Linked DNA regions of Homo sapiens: region 1 is linked to region 2. The links are chromatin loops, found by intact Hi-C in ENCODE. Cell type or tissue: K562. All regions are shown on one strand. Links, peaks and the distances in the headings refer to the core of each region. The heading gives the core; the rest is flanking DNA. Region 1 has its middle 13 kb from the start of OR1J2. Region 2 has its middle 11 kb from the start of OR1K1.

What was found. Hi-C counts contacts between places; a loop is a spot of excess contacts. Peaks named below come from ENCODE experiments on the same cell type or tissue, not always from the same donor. Only the 100,000 strongest peaks of a DNase experiment are listed, where the experiment ranks them.
Region 1: it touches region 2 in a loop (10-fold over the local background); 11 of 110 quality-filtered maps call a loop at or near these places.

The regions. Positions count from the first base shown.
Region 1 is chr9:122,493,789-122,502,788 of GRCh38, forward strand. It overlaps a transcript of OR1J2 not described here. Among named protein-coding and RNA genes, the nearest start is that of OR1J2, 13 kb to the right of the region's middle. In K562, for the core only: a CTCF peak has its summit at 5,189 (motif pointing right); a DNase peak (open chromatin) is centred at 5,203; H3K27me3 peaks cover 413 bases.
Region 2 is chr9:122,806,152-122,815,151 of GRCh38, forward strand. No RefSeq gene overlaps it. Among named protein-coding and RNA genes, the nearest start is that of OR1K1, 11 kb to the left of the region's middle. RefSeq lists a silencer at 4,260-4,429. In K562, for the core only: a CTCF peak has its summit at 4,366 (motif pointing left); a DNase peak (open chromatin) is centred at 4,330.

The sequences.
Region 1 (9,000 bases), core at 2,630-7,629, 310 kb before region 2:
TTGTCTATTTGTGCTCTTTCAGAGTTCTTGATGTAGGCATTTAATGCTATGAACTCTCCTCTTAGCACTGCTTTTGCTGTATCCCAGAGGTTTTGATAGATCACGTCACTATTACTCAGTTCAAAGAATTTTTAAAATTTCATTGTTGACACAACAATCATTCAGGAACAGGTTATTTAATTTCCATATATTTGCATGATTTTAAGGTTTCCTTTTGGAGTTGATTTCCAATTTTATTCCACTGTGGTCTGAGAGAGTACTTGCTATAATTTCGATTTTCTTAAATTTACTGAGACTTGTTTTGTGGCCTATTGTATGGTCTATTGGGAGAATGCTCCATGTGCTGATGAATAGAGTGTATATCCTGAAGTTGTTGGGTAGAATGTTCTATAAATATCTGTTAAGTCCATTTGTTTTGCGGTATAGTTTAAGTCTATTGTTTCTTTGTTGACTTTCTGTCTTGATAACCTGTCTAGTGCTGTCAGTGGAGTGTTAAAGTGCCCCACTATTGTTGTGTTGCCATCTATGTCATTCCTTAAGTATAGTAGTAATTGTTTTATAAACTTGGGAGCTCCAGCGTTAGGTACATATACATTTAAAATTGTGATATTTTCTTGTTGGACTAGTCCCTTTATCATTATATAATGTCCCTCTTTGTCTTTTTTAACTGCTGTTTCTTTAAAGTTTGTTTTTTCTGATATAAGAAAAGCTATTCTTGCTTGTTTTTGGTGTCCATTTGCATGGAATATCTTTTCTACCCCTTTACCTTAAGTGTATGTGAGTCCTTATGTGCAAGGCGAGTCTCCTGAAGAGAGCAGAAACTTGGTTGGTGAGTTCTTATCCACTCTGCCGTTCTCTATCTTTTAAGTAGAGCATTTAGGCCATTTACATTCAATGTTAATATTGAGATATGAGGCAGTATTCTGTTCATCATGCTATTTGTTGCTGAATACTTGGTTTTATTTTCATGGTGTTATTGTTACGTAGGTCCTGTGAGATTTATCCTTTAAGGAGATTCTATTTTGGTGTATTTTAAGGATTTGTTCCAAGATTTAGAGCTCCCTTTAACAGATCTTGTAGTACTGACTTGGTAGTGGTGAATTTGCTCAGCATTTGTTTGCCTGGAAAAGATTGTATCTTTCTTTCATTTATGAAGCCTAGTTTTGCTGGATACAAAATTCTTGGCTGATAATTGTTTTGTTTAAGGAGGCTAAAAATAGGACCCTAATCCCTTCTAGTTTGTAGGGTTTCTGTTGAGAAATCTGCTGTTAATCTGATAGGTTTTCATTTATAGGTTACCTGATGCTGTTGCCTCACAGCTCTTAAGATTTTTTTCTTCATGTTGGCTTTATATAACCTGAAGACTATGTGCCTAGGTGATGATCTTTTTACAATCAGTTTCCCAGGTATTCTTTGAACTTCTTATATTTGGATGTCTAGATCTCTACCAAGGCTGGGGAAGTTTTCCTTGATTATTCCTTCAAATATGTTTCCCAAAATTTTAGATTTCTCTTCTTCCTTGGGAACACCAATTATTCTTAGGTTTGGACATTTAACATAGTCCCAGACTTCTTAGAGGCTTTGTTCATTTTTTAAAAATTATTTTTTCCTTGTCTTAGACAGATTGAGTTAATTCAAAAGCCTTGTCTTTGAGCCCTGAAGTTCTTTCTTCTGCTTGTTTGATTCTATTGTTGAGACTTTCCAGTGTATTTTGCATTTCTCTATGTGTGTCCTTGATTTCCAGAAGTTTTTTTTTAAAATGTATGCCATCTATTTCACTGAAGAATTTTCCTTTCGTATCCTGTATCATGTTTTTGATTTCTTTAAGTTGCACTTCACCTTTCTCTGATGCCTCCTTGATTAGCTTAATAATCGAACTCCTGAATTCTTTTTCTGGCAATTCAGAGATTTCATCTTGGTTTGGATCCATTGCTGGTGAGCTGGTATGATCTTTTGGGGGTGTTAAAGAACCTTGTTTTGTTGTATTACCAGCATTTTTTTCTGGTTCCTTCTTGTTTGGGTAGACTATGTCAGAAGGAAGATCTGGGATTCAAGGGCTGCTGTTCAGATTCCTTTGTCCTACCGGGTGCTCCCTTGATGTGGTGCTCTCCCCCTTCCCCTAGGAATGGGGCTTCCTGAAGCCAAACTGTAGTGATTGTTTTTCCTCTTCTAGGTTTAGCCATGCAGTGGAGCTACCAGGCCCTGGGATGGTACTGGGGAGTATCTACAAAGAGTACTGTGATTTGATCTGTCTTCAAGTCTTGCAACGTGGGTACCAGCACCTGCTCTGGTGGAGGTAGTAGCAGGGAATGAAGTTGACTGTGTGAGGGTCCTTGGTTGTGTTTTTATTTAGTGTGTTGGTTTTGTGTTGGTTGAACTCCAGCAAGTAGGTGGTGCTTTCAAGAGCACATCAGCTGCAGTCCTATGGGGAGGATGCAAACTTGCCCTAGGGACACCTAGTTAAGCATTCAGGTTTCTCAGGTGGGCAGGGCCATAGAGCTACCAAGAGATTATGACCTTTGTCTTCAGCTACAGGGTGGGTTGAGAAAGACCACCAGGTGGGGGCAGGATGGAAGTGTCTGAGCTTAGACTGTCCTTGGGTGAGGCTTGCCGCGGCTTCTGTGGGAGTCGCAGGTGGTTCCTAGGCCAATGGAGTTATATTCCCAGGGGGATTATGGCTGCTTCTGCTATGTCATACAGGTATGAATCCCAAATATCTGAGACGGTCTCAGTTAATTTAGAACATTTATTTTGCTAAGGTTGAGGACATGTGCCTGAGACACAGCCTCAGGTAGTTCTGATGACACGTGCCCAAGGTGGTCAGAGCACAGTTTGGTTTTATACATTTTAGGGAGACATGAGACATCAAGTAACATATGTAAGATGAACATTGGTTTGGTCTGGAAAGGTGGGACAACTCAAAGCAGGGAGGGGGCTTCCAGGTCATAGTAGATAAGAGACAAATGGTTGCATTTTTTGAGTTTCTTATTAGCCTCTCCAAAGGAGGCAATCAGGCATGCATTTATCTCAGTGAGCAGAGGGGTGACTTTGAATAAAATGATAGGCAGGTTTGCCTTAAGTAGTTTCCAGCTTGACTATTCCCTTTAGCTTAGTGATTTTGGGGCCACAGGATTTATTTTCCTTTCACACAGGTCACCAGAGAAGTGGGGGAAAGCCGGCAGGTGAGAAAGACTCACCCTGCTCCCACGCAGCATGCATCCTAAAGGCCAGTCTTACTCACACCATGTCTCCTTCCCCCCTGTACATCCCGACAGCACTGAGTCTATTTCCAAGCAGCAGGTGACCAGGGCTAAGAACTTTCCCAGACCACAAGCCTTCCTGTTGAGAAAGCAAGCAGACTCACAGTTTTTTGGCATCTCAGGGAGCCTGCAGCAGTGATCCAGTTCCTTCAAAGGGTCTGTGGATTCTCTTGACTTTCCTGGTATGTTCTTGTAGATAGTTCTTGGAACAAAATTTCAGGATGTGAGTCCCCACGTGCTTCTCTGTCCATCAGAGTGGGAGCTGCAAGTTAGTCCTGCCTCCTATCTACCATCTTCCTCCCGATATTGGCCTATTCAGTGTTTCAATTTCTTCCTGATTCAATCTTGGGAGATTGCATAGTTTCAGGAATTTATCTATTTCCTCTAGATTTTCTAGTTTGTGTGTGTAGAGGTATTCGTAATAGTCCCTGAGGATCTTTTGTATTTATGTGGGATTAGTTGTAATGTCACCTTTGTCATTTTTTATTGTGCTTATTTGGATCTTCTCTTTTTTTTGTTAATCTAGCTAGTGGTCTATTGGTATTTTTTATTCTTTCAAAGAACCAACTTTTGGTTTCATTTATTATTTGTATGCATTTTTGGGTCTCAGTTTCATTCAGTTTTGCTCTGATTTTGCTTATTTGTTTTCTTCTGCCATCTTTAGGGTTAGTTTGTTCTTGTTTTTCTAGTTCCTCTAAGTGTGATGTTAGGTCATTAATTTGAGGTCTTTCTAACTTTTTGAGGTAGGCATTTAGCGCTATAAACTTTCCTGTTAATACTGCTTTTGCTGCAGTGTTTGTGGCTTTCCAGAGATTTTGGTATGTTGTGTCTCTATTTTCATTTATTTCAAAGAATTTTTTTATTTCTGCCTTGACTTCATTGTTTACCAAAAAGTTATTCAGGAGCAAGTAATTTAACTCTCATGTAATTGTGTGGCTTTGAGAAATCTTCTTGGTATTAATTTCTATTTTTATTCCATGATGGTTTGAGCATATGATTGGCATGATTTGGGTTTTTTTTTTTTTATTATTGAGATGTGCTTTACAGCCAAGCGTGTGGTCAATCTTGGAGTAGGTTCTATGTGCAAATGAGAAGAATGTATATTCTGTGGTTGATGTATACCTCTCTAGCAATATTAGAAAAGTTTTCTTGAATTATTCCCTCAAATATATTTTCCAGGTTGTTTGTTTGTTTTTTTCCTTCTTCCTCAAGGATGCCAATAATCCATAGGTTTGGTCACTTTATGTAATCCCAAGGACTTTGCTCATTAAAACAAATTTTTAAAAATTATTTTTTCTTCATTTTTATTAGACTAGGTTGATTCAAAAACCTGATCTTCAAGCTCTAAAATCTTTATTCTGCTTGGTCCAGTCTATTGATGAAGCTTTCACTTATGTTTTGAAATTCTTTAAGTGAGTTTTTCAACTCCAGAAACTCCGACTGATTTCTTTCTAAGGGGTTTATCTCTTCTTTCATTTCCTGGATAGCTTTAGAAGATTTTTTGTGTTGATTTTCAACCTTGCCTTGAATCTCATTAAACTTTTTTGAAATCCATCTTTGAATATTTTATCTGTCATTTCTGAGATTCCATTTTGGCTAGGGACCTCTGCTGGAGATCTAGTGCAATCCTTTGGTGGTGTCACTACATTCAGATTTTTCATGGTGCCAGAATTCTTGCACTGGTTCCTTTTCATCTGGAGATGCTGGCACTTCTAATTTTTGTGATTATTTTTGTGCAGATAGGATTTTTTCCTTTTCTTTCTTTCCCGTTAATGTTATTATTTATTATTTCCCTTTTCTCCTCTCCCCATGAGGTGTAACTGTAGAGAATACTGGGGGGTAGGGTATTTTGGCATTGCTTCTGTAGCTCCATGTGCTTCTTTTGGCAGATTTTATATTGGGCTGTGCAGTTCATCCCACAAGCCTATAGATGGCACTATAGGTAACAGCTGGCTGCAGCCAACAAGGTTGGGTCTGTACTTAATCCTTGTTTACTGGCAGAAGCTCCCTCTTGCCTCAGGCAATGATCTGATTTGAGGAATGCACAGTAGTCTGAGCTCCCTGCCCAGGCCTGTGGGTTGAGCCATGAAGGACAGGGCTGGACTGGGCAGGTTTACCTGCGGGTCCCTTGATGGCAGGCGTAAGAACCAATGCCAATGGAGAATCCAGTGGGTGGCCACCAGGATCCCAGAGGTGTGTCTAGGTGTGGAGCAGGGAAACCTCCTTAGTTCCAGGTTCTCTGCATGGGGACAGGGGGCTGCCTAAGCTTTTAATCCAGGAGAGTAAGGGCTCAGATCCCTGGAGATTTGCCTGGCATGAAGCAGAGGGGAACCCCCTAAACCAATATCTCTGCACAGGAGGGATGTGGCATCTCAGGCCGCTGAACCAGGCAAACAGGTGCTTTGAATGCCTGGAGATCTGCCTGGGCATGGATCAGAGAGAGCCCCTGTGCACCAAGATCTCTGCACAGGAGGGGTGGAGGCAACTCAGGTTGCTGGATGAAGCAAGAAGGTGTTCTGACTGCCTGGAGATCTGCCTGGGCATGTAGCAGTGGGGTCTCCCTGCACCAGGATCTCTGCACAGGAAGAATAGGGTGGGTCAGGCTGCTGATCCAGGTGAACAGGTGCTCTGAATGCCTGAAGATCTGCCTGGCTGTGGAGAAGGGAAGAGCCTCGCTGCACCAAGATCTATGTCCAGGAAGGGTTGGGCAGCTCATGCTGCTAGTCTGGACAAACAGGGACCCCAAATGCTTTGTTTTCTGCCTGGAAGTGGAGCAGAGAGGGCCCTGCTGCACCACGATCTCAGGGGAGCAGGGTGGGGCACCCATCAATGGCACACATAGATCAGTTTCAGGGCACCAAGCTGGCCTTGGCTGCAAGTGTTGCTGCCCAGGAGAAGCCACAGCTGTAGCAGCTCTCCTCCCACTGCAGGCTTGCAACAGGAGCACAATTATAGCACCTACTGCTGAAACACTTTCCATAGTTCTGGCTGTAGAGGTCGTTACTGTGTTCTAGAGCAGGTGCTCCAATTTCTGGCCTTAGACTAAAATGCTTGCACAGCCACACTGTCAAAGAATAGCTGACTTTGTATGCACTTGGATTAAAAATGGCATCCTGCTGTCAGTCCTGGGTCTGGGAAAATGTCTGCAGTTTTTTTGGTGTGTTTTCCTCACAGTGTCTCCAAGCTTCTCCCCAAGTTAACTCCAGGGCTTGAGAGAAGCAAAATTGTCTCTCTCAGCCTGGGTTGCTCAGATCTCCAGTGGATAGGGGAGTCACAGAGGGAGGCTCTCTGCCTCTCTCACGTACTGGAGCTTTACTCACTTTTAGCAGCTGGATGCAGTCACAGGGTCCATTTGCCAGCATTCCCCTCTCTGGGATCTGGGGTGTGCTTCATGATTCTGGTGGATTCTCATTTTCCTTCTTGAATTAAAGTGCACAGAGTTGATCTCTATGTACTATCTTGCTATTTCCAAGTGGCTATGGCACTAGATTTAACATTTTTTAGGTAAAGGAATTTCCGATTTCATGATATGGCCATGAGAAAAGATGACTAAACTGCAAGGGAGGTCAAGGTCATTGAAGATGAGGTCAAAGACTAAAGCTGTTATGACGGTGAATGGTTCACTTAAGCAAATGTTGAAGGCACTCAAGTTGATAGCTAATTTGTAGGGGAGAAGTCAACTGTGATCTAGGTGCCACCATCTGTAACAAAATAGGAGTCACTGAAGTTTGATCGTTGATGGTATAGGCTTTGACTTTTGAAAGTTTCTACAGTTTTGCTCAATACTGAAAAAAACTTTATGCAGAAAGATGTCTAATTACAGCATAATTTTAAGAGATAAGAATTAGTTACAAACTAGTTTCCGTGAATAAGGGAAAGGTTAAGGGAACTATTATACATATTCATTGGAAGTAATATTACATAGTCATTAAAATGAGGTTTATGAAAAACATAATTTTTGAAAGAACACAATAAAAATGATATATAGGCAGGTTTACAGTTATTTGCGAAAGGCAGATTATTATTTTTTAAAAACCTGCACATGCTCCAAAATGTTAATAAAAGCTATATTTTGCTGTTGGGATTAGAGGCATTTGTGTATTTTAAAAATATTTGTCTGCCATCACATTTATATAATCATGTTTTTCTTTTATAAGTAATAAAGACATTGGACAGTTTTGTGAACCGTTGTTGAATTTCATAGGAAAGACTATGGTCCAGGAAGAAAGTTTGTCCAAGGGTTGACAAAATTCAAGAAGAAGAAGGCAGCTGCCCCTGTAGACACTACTGCTGTGTCTTCTTGGTCTTTGTGCTGATTGCTCTTCTCCCAATCACCACCCACCACAGGCATTAAGCATCCTCACATAGGACCCTGAGAATCAAGGCACAAAACCTTCAATGGACAAGTTTCCGAAGCCTCAGGGAACAGTTCCTCTCCTCAAAATAACCTTCAGCCAACAAGCACATGCTTATTCCTACTATAAAACAGTTTATATCTTACTGCTATATGAGGCCTTAGCCCTTCTTAATACGTGCCGAGAGAAAAGAAAGTAAGATTTTTTTTTTCATTCACTCCTGAATTTTTAGACTTTAGTGTTGGGCACATAGAGATCCACTTAAAAATGTTTACTGAGTTACAGAGAATGAAAGAACATTGTTTCCTGACAAATAGCCAATAATAAAAAATTATTATTAAGTTACAGAAGTTTAGTTTGTATTGCTCCAGAAGTCAACTCTAAACCAAGAATTAAGGGCAAGTCGTTTATTTGAGAATCAAAGGAAACAGCAATAGGAGAGTGGGAAAATAAGACAGGGAAAAGTGAGGAGTAAAGGAGGTCAACAAAATTATCACCTGGTAACTGAAGCTGATCCCACTGAGAAAACACTAGACTCCAACACACCTCAGATTTTTCCACCCTGCAGGTGAGTGAGCTGGGGGATTCATGTATGAACTCCTGTCTGTTTGTAACCGAGGACTGATGGATATGGTAGTGGTGGATAGACAGAACAAATTCTCCAGCACTTCTAGCTTGCTATCTGTGTAAACAAACTGGGCTCCAGTGGCCAGAGAAAACCCTTAAGAAAGGAAATAAAAATTCTGATAGTTGAAGCTCTGGACAGAATGCACTGAAGCAGTAAGGTAAATAGTTATGAGTGGGGAGTTCTCAGAGTCTGTGACATTCACGTCCTTCATTGTTCAGATCCATTCATGTCTTATTACAGATTCTTGCAGATGGTGGCCAACCTAATTTTCTTTAAAAAAAAATCACCAGAGAATTAGATGGGTGTAATGCAATTTATACTGCTTCAGTTGGTCTCAAGGCTGCAACTTAAATTCACCATCTCACTTCTCCACCATCCATCCTTGATTCCCCTTACTTTGTTCATTAGAACACGTACCTTGTTCCAGGATGCTTGTCTGGAGGAATCACGCAGACCTTCATCTCTGAGGATGCTGAGGCCTTGGAAGATCATGGTTGCTGCAAGAGCAGCCAATGGGCATGAAAACACCAAAAAGTGTTCCAGTGAATCCCTAGAATTCCAGACGTTTCTCTGCCTTCATTATGTAGCAGAACCTTCTCATGATAAGTTGTTAAGTAGGGTCAAGTAACCTGCCAACATAGTACTTTTTTTTTTTTTCTGCAGGTCTACTAACAGAAGGAATTCAAATGATTAAGGAGTAACCATATCTTTAGGCTTAGTGGAATCTTTACTGTGTTTCCTGGTAGGAGTATCCAGG
Region 2 (9,000 bases), core at 1,673-6,672:
GAAAACTCACAGAGTGTGGTAGGTTACATCAATTGTGCTGGTTCCTCAGCCATCCCTGATGCCATACCTTTGAGCCATGTAACTTTGCCCTCCAACCACGACTGGGGTCTCAGCCACGCAACTTGCTTTGGCCAGTAAGATATTAGGAAGCATGATTTTAGCAAAACTTGAAAGGTATTTGTGATACTGGCTGGGCGAGGTGGCTCTTGCCTGTAATCCCAGCACTTTAGGAAGCCAAGGCAGGCAGATGACCTGAGGTCAGGAGTTCGAGACCATCCTGGTCAACATGGTGAAACCCTGTCTCTACTAAAAATACAAAAATTAGCCAGGCATGGTGGTGGGCACCTGTAACCCCAGCTACTCGGGAGGCTGAGGCAGGAGAATCACTTGAGCCCAGGAGTCGGAAGGTGCAGTGAGCTGAGATTGCACCACTGCACTCCAGCCTGGGCAACAGAGTGAGACTCCAACTCAAAAAAAAAAAAAACTATCTGTGATATTGGGCTTGTTCGCTTGTGTTTCTCTCATTGCCATGAGAAGGACATGTCCACCTAGTCCCCTGGTCCCAAGACAGGGAAGAGAGACACCTGGGGCAGGGCTGCTGTAGCCAAGGTGATCTAAGCAGAACCCTCAGCTGACCTGCAGATGTACGAGCAAAGACCAGCCAAGATCAGCCAAGCCCCAGCTGTCCCATTGACACATGAGTGATAATGAATGACTCATGTTTTAAACCACTGAGTATTGAGATGGTTTGTTACACCGTCATAGCAAACTGACGCAGCTCCCATAACTATTTCTGATATTTGCCTTTTTCACCGATGCAGTCTGGCTAGCCCCTTCAGTGTCCTGAGGGCTGATTGATCCATCAACATATACTTGCTTTCTCTGTTTGCTTTTGGGGATTTATATGTAAGTATGTCTCCGCCCGCAAGACTAGACCAATCTACCAGGGATTCTTTGAGGGTAAAAGTCAGGTTTTTCCACTGGCCTAGGAACTCCTGGAATAAGGGCCCCAGCTCCCCTTTTTCAATCTCAGGATCACATCCATGTCCTCACTATAGACACTGTTTCCTCTCCTGGTTGCCTTCTTTGGAGGCTGTCATTGAACCCACACACAGATTCAATTTAGACTGGAACATTTTCAGCTAGTCTCTGGTGAGAAGGAAAAATGAAACTGGAAAGGCATTGGTTACTGGAAGGATGACATGAGTAAAACAAATCAAATCACCATTTGTTTGGCAAAGAGCTCAACTTCACCCACACAGACACCACCACCTACTTCATTTTCTCTCCAAGGACCACAGAACAACTGGCAGGTTGTGGAGAAACCATGACCAAGACCATCCCACACACATCACGAAATCACATCACCACAGACCTTGGAAACCATAATGACATGGTAGGAAGTTAACTCAGCACAGGCCAGATGTGGTGCCAGTGGCTTTACATTCCTTGTACTCATAACAATTTAATACTCATAACAATCCATTGTGGCACACATTATTGTCTCCATTTTACAGATGAGAAAATTGTGACTCAATGAGGCAACTTGCCCAAGGCTCCAAGATAAAAATCAGTGGAACTAATATTTGAGCACAGATCTGGCTCTGGGCAGAAATGAGAGATAGCAAAAGCCCTCCCCTCCCCTGTTCTGATTCCAGACCACTCATCATGCATGAGAATCATGTGACATGCTCATGGGAAATGCATTTTTTTTTTTTTTTTTGAGATGGAGTTTCACTCTTGTTGCCCAGGCTGGAGTGCAATGGCGCAACCTCGGCTCACTGCAACTTCCGCCTCCCGGGTTCAAGTGATTCTCCTGCCTCAGCCTCTCAAGTAGCTGGGATTACAGGTGCCCACCACCACGCCCAGCTAAATTGTTTGTATTTTTAGTAGAGACAGAGTTTCACCATGTTGGTCAGTCTGATCTCAAACTCCTGACCTCAGGTGATCCACCGGCCTTGGCCTCCCAAAATGCTGGGATTACAGGCATGAGCCGCCGCACCCAGCCAAAATTGTTTTTTAAAAAGGAAATGGGATAAGGAAAGGCTGGATGGGCTGGAGGTGCTTCCAGGCAGGTAGAGAACTCTTTGGCGTACCAAGATGATGACAAGGAACTGAGGCCTTGGGAGTAGAGGGAGAGCTACATCAAAGACAAAGCCACAGAGTAAGAGCTGCATTTCCTGACCACCAACTACAGTAGTCTGCTCAGCTGCCCTAAAAAAATACCACAAACTGAGTAATGATAGAAATATATCTTGTCACAGTTCTTGAGGCTGGAGGTCCACCAACACCATGGTGCCATAAGGGTTGGTTTCTGGTGAGGGATCTCTTCCTAACTTGTAGACAGCTGCCTTCTAGCTGCATCCTAGCATGTATCTGCTCTGTGCACATGCAGAGAGCAAGGGAGCTCTGGTGTCTCTTCTTTTAAAGACAGTGGTCTTACTGGATTTGGTCCCCACCCTTATGACTCATTTAACCTTAGTTACCTCCTTCAGTGGCCCTATCTCCAAATACAGTCACTTTGGGGGTTTGGGAATTTGGGCTAGGTTGGGGACGGTTCAGTCCATAACACCAACTATGGGGCAGGCACCCTTCAACTGTTTCCAAGAGCCTCTTTTGATAAACATTATTATTGCCTGTTCATGGGTAAGGCTTCCCAGACAGTGGTAAAATTCTGAGTTCTGAGCTCTGAGTTCCTAGGTTTAAGTTCTAACTTTACTATGTACTAACTGGTTGACCTTGGGCAAATCATTTAACTAAAAAATGAGGAAAATAATATAGCTCTGAAGTGGTGAGAATTATCTAAGAAATAAATATAAACTGCTTAGAAGCCAGGCATGGTGGCTCTCACCTGTAATCTCAGTACTTTGGGAGTCCCAGGTGGAAGGATTGCTTTAGCCCAGGATGTAGGGAGACCCCCTGAAACTATTGCTACAGAATAAAAGATGAAATGCTCCTGATTATTGTAAATACAAAATTGCATGCTGGATTGTGTAAAGACAATGCCAGGTTGGACTGCCAGAACGAGCCAACAGCGCGTGATGTGCTTCCCCCTGCAGAGAACCTATGAATGGACGTGCAGTCAGGGAGGTTTCACATCACCAAGATTCCTATCCCAGAAAAGTAGATGTTCATAGCTCTGGGAATGGAATGGAACCCTTGTGGAAAGCCTATAAACGGATGCATGGGGGGGCGCCTGTCCATATGGATAAGATAGGGCTATAAATGCCCTCATCTTGCCACAGCTCTTCCAGGCCTCTTTAGGGTTAGGGCATACTCCCTTCTGAGAATTTCTGGTCTAACCGGTTCTCTAGCTTCACGTCCTGTTTCTATGGATTGTTTGTAACCAGCTTTTGTTGCAATTGTTACTACTGATTAATAGCTTGCTAATCATAGGTTACGGAAAGATTGTGTTTCTGTTTTAAGGCTCTGTTAGAAATTACTGATGCATGCACTATATTGTAAATTCTTATCTCTGTATACCGTACTTCTACGTACAAATGTACTGTACTTCTACATACAAATGTTATTACTTCATCCCCATGTGACCATCTCACCTCATAATCAAATGACCCTAAATCCCTCACTAACCCACCCCCGCTGTCACTAAACTTAATAATAAATGCTGGTATATCCAGTGCATTGTTGGCACCACGGGACCAGAAGGCGGTGACCCCCCCTGGACTCAGCTTTCACTATCTTGTGTGTGTCTATCATTTCTCAACCTGCCGATCCACCTGGGAACAAAGAGAGAGCCCCGTTGCACTGCAGGCTGCTGGCCAGATCCCACAATACCAGGAATTTGAGGCTGCAGTGATCTATGGCTGCACCACTGCATTCCAGTCTTGGCAACAGAGCAAGACCCTGTTTCAAAAAACAAAACAAAACAAAACAACAGACTGAAAAACAAAGTGCTTCCTTACTCTCACTATGACAGGTCTAGGGGACACAGGTAGTAAGTCACTGGAAACAAATGGTGGGATTGGGATTTGAAACAAAGATTGTACTCTTAACTAAGAAGCTATGTCTCCTCGAGTCACCCACCTTGCAGCATCTTGGGGCTGGTGGGTGCCGCCTGCCTTCCTGTTCTCTTCTGTCTGTTTTTTTCTCCCCCTTAGTTGACCATGATCTGAAAGTCAAGTGTATATATGTTGTCTTCATCAAATACCATTTTGTTTGCTTTGTTACTCATTATTTAAAGTGTGTGTATTTAACATTTTCCCGTTCTCATTCCTAAAAACAAATTCTCTAACATTATTCTTACATGGTGCTACGTATCTCCCTCAGGCCCCTACTCTGCAGTCTGTAGCACAGCGTCCATAATGGGAGCAAAACAATTCATTCCTTCTCCTCTGCTGCCACCGCGTGGCCATTTTGCATTATAACCCGCATTTCTGCAAAGTAACCAGGAGGTAACAACCTCTTTGGCAAGGCTGAGGATTTAACTTGATCTTGTTTGTTACCTGGTTCTCAGTGAGCATAGGTAGTAGACGTCTAATTAAAAATATGTAACATTTATGGAAACATGATATAAGAGATGATCTTCTGCCCTATTGTGGTGAATTCCAGCCTACTCATGTTGCCTTGGGGATTTTCCCCACTGAAGGAGCATATATTAACTGATGCCAGCTCAGATCAGAGATCAGAGATGACAGGACACAGTCCCTGTCCCCAAGGAAATACTAGTCTGGTCTGTAAACAAATCCAGTTCAACTTTGGCTACCACACACGCTGAAGACAGAGTTACCCTACAGAAAAGAGAGACAGAGCTATTCAAGTCACCAGGATTTCCCATCTCACACTTCGGAAAAACTTTAAATATTTCTTTAAGTTGAATTAAAATAATAGCATGATGACAACAATAGATAATTTATTGAGACATTTCTATGTGTTAAGCAAGGTGCAAAGTGCGTTCTGAGTATTAACCCATTGACCTCCTTTTTTCTGAGATGGAATCTCACTCTGTTGCCCAGGCTGGAGTGCAGTGGTGCAATCTCAGCTCACTGCAACCTCTGCCTCCCAGGTTCAAGCGATTCTCTTGCCTCAGCCCCCCAAGTAGCTGGGATTACAGGCGTGCGCCACCATGATCAGCTAATTTTTTGTATTCAGTAAAGAGGGGGTTTCACCATTTTGGTCAAGCTGATCTGGAACTCCTGACCTCAGGTGATCCGCCCGCCTCAGCCTCCCAAAGTGCTGGGATTACAGACATGAGCCACCGTGCCCGGCCCCATTGACCTCTTATCCCAACTACTGTTATCCCCCTTGTACAGGTGGGAAAATGGAGGCAAGGCTAGTGTTGGATGGACCCAGGTTTTGAGCCCCCATTTTCTTAACCAGTGTTGCCATCACCTGTAGGAAGACATGTCACAGTATGACTGCCTCTCTCTGAAGAGACAGCAAAGACTTAGGATCCAGAGAGGATGTGAGGTTTGAGCTGAATTTTCAAGGATAAATAGGATTTATTTGAGTTGACAAGGGGAAATTGGTTTTTTTTTGGGGGGGGGGTTGTTTGTTTGTTTTTTGAGACGGAGTCTCGCTCTGTCGCCCAGGCTGGAGTGCAGTGGTGCGATCTCGGCTCACTGCAAGCTCCGCCTCCCGGGTTCACGCCACTCTCCTGCCTCAGCCTCCCAAGTAGCTGAGACTACAGGCGCCCGCTACTACGCCCGGCTAATTTTTTGTTTTCGTATTTTTCGTAGAGACGGGGTTTCACCGTGTTAGCCACGATGGTCTCGATCTCCTGACCTCGTGATCCGCCCGCCTTGGCCTCCCAAGGTGCTGAGATTACAGGCATGAGCCACCGCGCCCGGCCGGAATTGGGATCTTAAAGCCCTTTTTTAATAAGTGGGATCAGGGTTTTGTAGAGGATGGATAGTTTAAAAAAAAAAAAACAAAAAACTGATGACCTCTATGGATCTAAGGAATGTTTGCTAGGTGCCTCACCATGCTAAGAACTTTAGCTCATTGAACACTTCCAGCCACCCTGTGAGATAGTTGCTATGATTATCCTCACTTGGGAGATCACAGCTCAGAGACACCAAGAAATTTAACCACAAGCATTCACAATCCAAAATAAATTCTTGGAGTGGAGGGAATCAATGGGAGTGAGGCTTCTCTGAGAACACAACTTCATATTCTGTTGGCTTTTAAACTGGGTAAATGTTTTATATGCTCAAAAAGGTGGAACCAAAAAGGATGTATTGGAAAAAAAAAAAAAAGCAAACGCTAGGTCAAACACAGTGGCTTACGCCTGTAATCCCAGCACTTTGGGAGGCTGAGGCAGGAGGATCGCTTGAGCCCAGGAGCTTGAGGTTGCAGTGAGCTGTGATTGCGCCACTGCACTCCAGCCTGGGCAACAAAGTGAAACGCTGTCTCTTAAAAATGAAATGAAATTAAAATAAAGAAAATCACCTTTACGCATACCCCCAATGTAATAATTTGGTTCAGGCAAGGATGCCAAGACTATTAGGTGAAACGTTATTGTAAGAAGAGGATATTCACACAGTCTCAAAGTATCACAACACAGATTTCTTTCTGCTAACAAAGGGGAAATAATTTTACTATATGAAGATTTGTCATTCACCACCTTAACCAAGTGATTAAACTTAGCATCATCAAGCTGACATCAGATACTCCCTGACTTATGTAGTAAGAACTACACAACATCACCTCTGGTGATTGTATTATTGCCAGAAATAAGGAAACAATCTGAGAAGCCAGAAATTGGAGCATTTTTTATGACAGTTGGCCTGGATTCTTTAAAAAGCCTCAGCAGAAGGGTGGCCAGGCTGCCAGGTGGCTGGGCATGATGGACCCAGCTGCCGGTCTAGCCCTTCCTTATGCCCAGGCTTAGACCCATCCCCAGTCACCTAAATGAATAAATGGTTAAAAGTCACTGATAAGGCTGGGTGTGATGGCTCACGCCTGTAACCCCAGCACTGTGGGAGGCCTAGGCCGGCAGATCACTTGAGGTCAGGAGTTCGAAGCCAGCCTGGCCAACATAATGAAACCCCACCTCTACTAAAAAAAAAAAATACAAAAATTAGCCACATGTGGTGGTGCACACCTGTAATCCCAACTACTCAGAAGGCTGAGGCAGGGGAATCGCTTGAACCTGGGAGGCAGAGGTTACAATGAGCCGAGATCATGCCACTGCACTGCCAGCCTGGGCATGGGCAACAGAGCAAGACTCCATCTCCACAGGAAAAAAAAAAAAAAAAAGACTGATATGAGCCAGGCATGGTGGCTCACCCTGTAATCCCTGTACTTTAGGAGGCTGAGGCAGGTGGATGGCTTGAGCTCAGGAGTTTGAGACCAGCCTGGGCAACATAGTGAGGCCCCGTCTCTACAAAAAATACAAAAATTAGCTGGGCACAGTGTTCCACACCTGTAGTCCCAGCTACTCAGTTGACTGAGGTGGGAGGATGGCTTGAGCCAAGGAGGTGGAAATTACAGTGAGCCAAGCTCACACCACTGCACTTCAGCCTGGGCAACAGAGCCAGACCCTGCCTCAAAAACAAATCACTGATATGAGAAACAAGAACAAAGGCAAGGGGACTATACTAGCTTAAGAGACTAAAGTCACAAAAATGAAATGTGTGAACTTGATTGCGTCCTGAATTTTTTTCAAAGAATATTAAAGAAATTTTGGGAACAAATAGAGAAAATTGATATGAACTGTGTTTTAGATATTGTTGAATTACTGTTTATTCTCTTGAGTGTAACAATGGTATTTTGGTTATACAGGATCAAGACCCTTTTCTTAGGAGAGTCAGTGAAGTATTTAGGAGCAAAGTCAAGATGTCTGCAAACTTACATCTCAATAGTTCCGCCAGGCGCAGTGGCTCACGCCTGTAATCCCAGCACTTTGGGAGGCTGAGGCGGGCGGATAACGAGGTCAGGAGATCAAGACCATCCTGGCTAACACGGTGAAACCCTGTCTCTACTAAAAATACAAAAAATTAGCCGGGTGTGGTGGTGGGTGCCTGTAGTCCCAGCTACTTGGGAGGCTGAGGCAGGAGAATGGCGTGAACCCAGAAGGTGGAGCTTGCAGTGAGTCGAGATCGCGCCACTGCACTCCAGCCTGGGTGACGGTGAGACTCCGTCTCAAAAAAAAAAAAAAAGTTCCACAGAAAACAGAGATAAACAAATGCAGCAAAATATCAACTTTTGATGAAGCCACGTGAAAGATATACAGATGTTAATGGTAATATTCTTTTCAGTTTCCTATAGGTTTCAACGTTTTCCAAATAAAAGATTAATAATTAACTAATACAATGTGAGAGTCTGAAGCATCTGACGAAATCATCTAGCCAGATGCGTGGCTCACACCTGTAATCCCAGAACTTTGGGAGGCTGAGGCAGGAGGATCGCTTGAGCCCAGGAGTTTGAGACCAGCTTGGGCAACAAAGTGAGACACTCCACTCTACAAAAAATAAAAAATTAGCCAGGCACAGTGGCATGCACCTGTAGTCCCAGCTACTCGGCAGACGGAGGCAAGAGGATCCCTTGAGCCCAACGGTTCAAGATTACAATGAGCTGTGATTGCGCCACTACACTCCAGCCTGGGTAACAGAGCAAGACCCTGTCCCGAGGGGGAGGAAAAAAAAAAAAAGATCATCTAGTTCAACTCCTCACTTTACAAATGGGGAAATGAGGCCCAGGAGAGGAAGAGATGTATCTGAGGGCACTTAACTAGTTACTGAAAGAGCCAGAGTCCACATTAACTATTCTCCCTATTGCTGTCACTTGTAGTGGGACACGGGTGGCAGTGTGTGGAGGAAGGAGCCTAAGAGATGGATTTTGGGAGGGAGGACTCTCTTGAGTCATGGTAGGAAGGAGATGCCCCTCAACAGGGGCACATTGTGGGTCACTGCCACAGCTGAGACAGGAGGAGATTCTGGCCTGAAACACAGGCAGAATTGAGAGACCCAAGGCTCCATCAGCTCAACTCCTTTTCGCTCTTTGAATTCTCTTCTTGGCCGGTCGCGGTGGCTCACACCT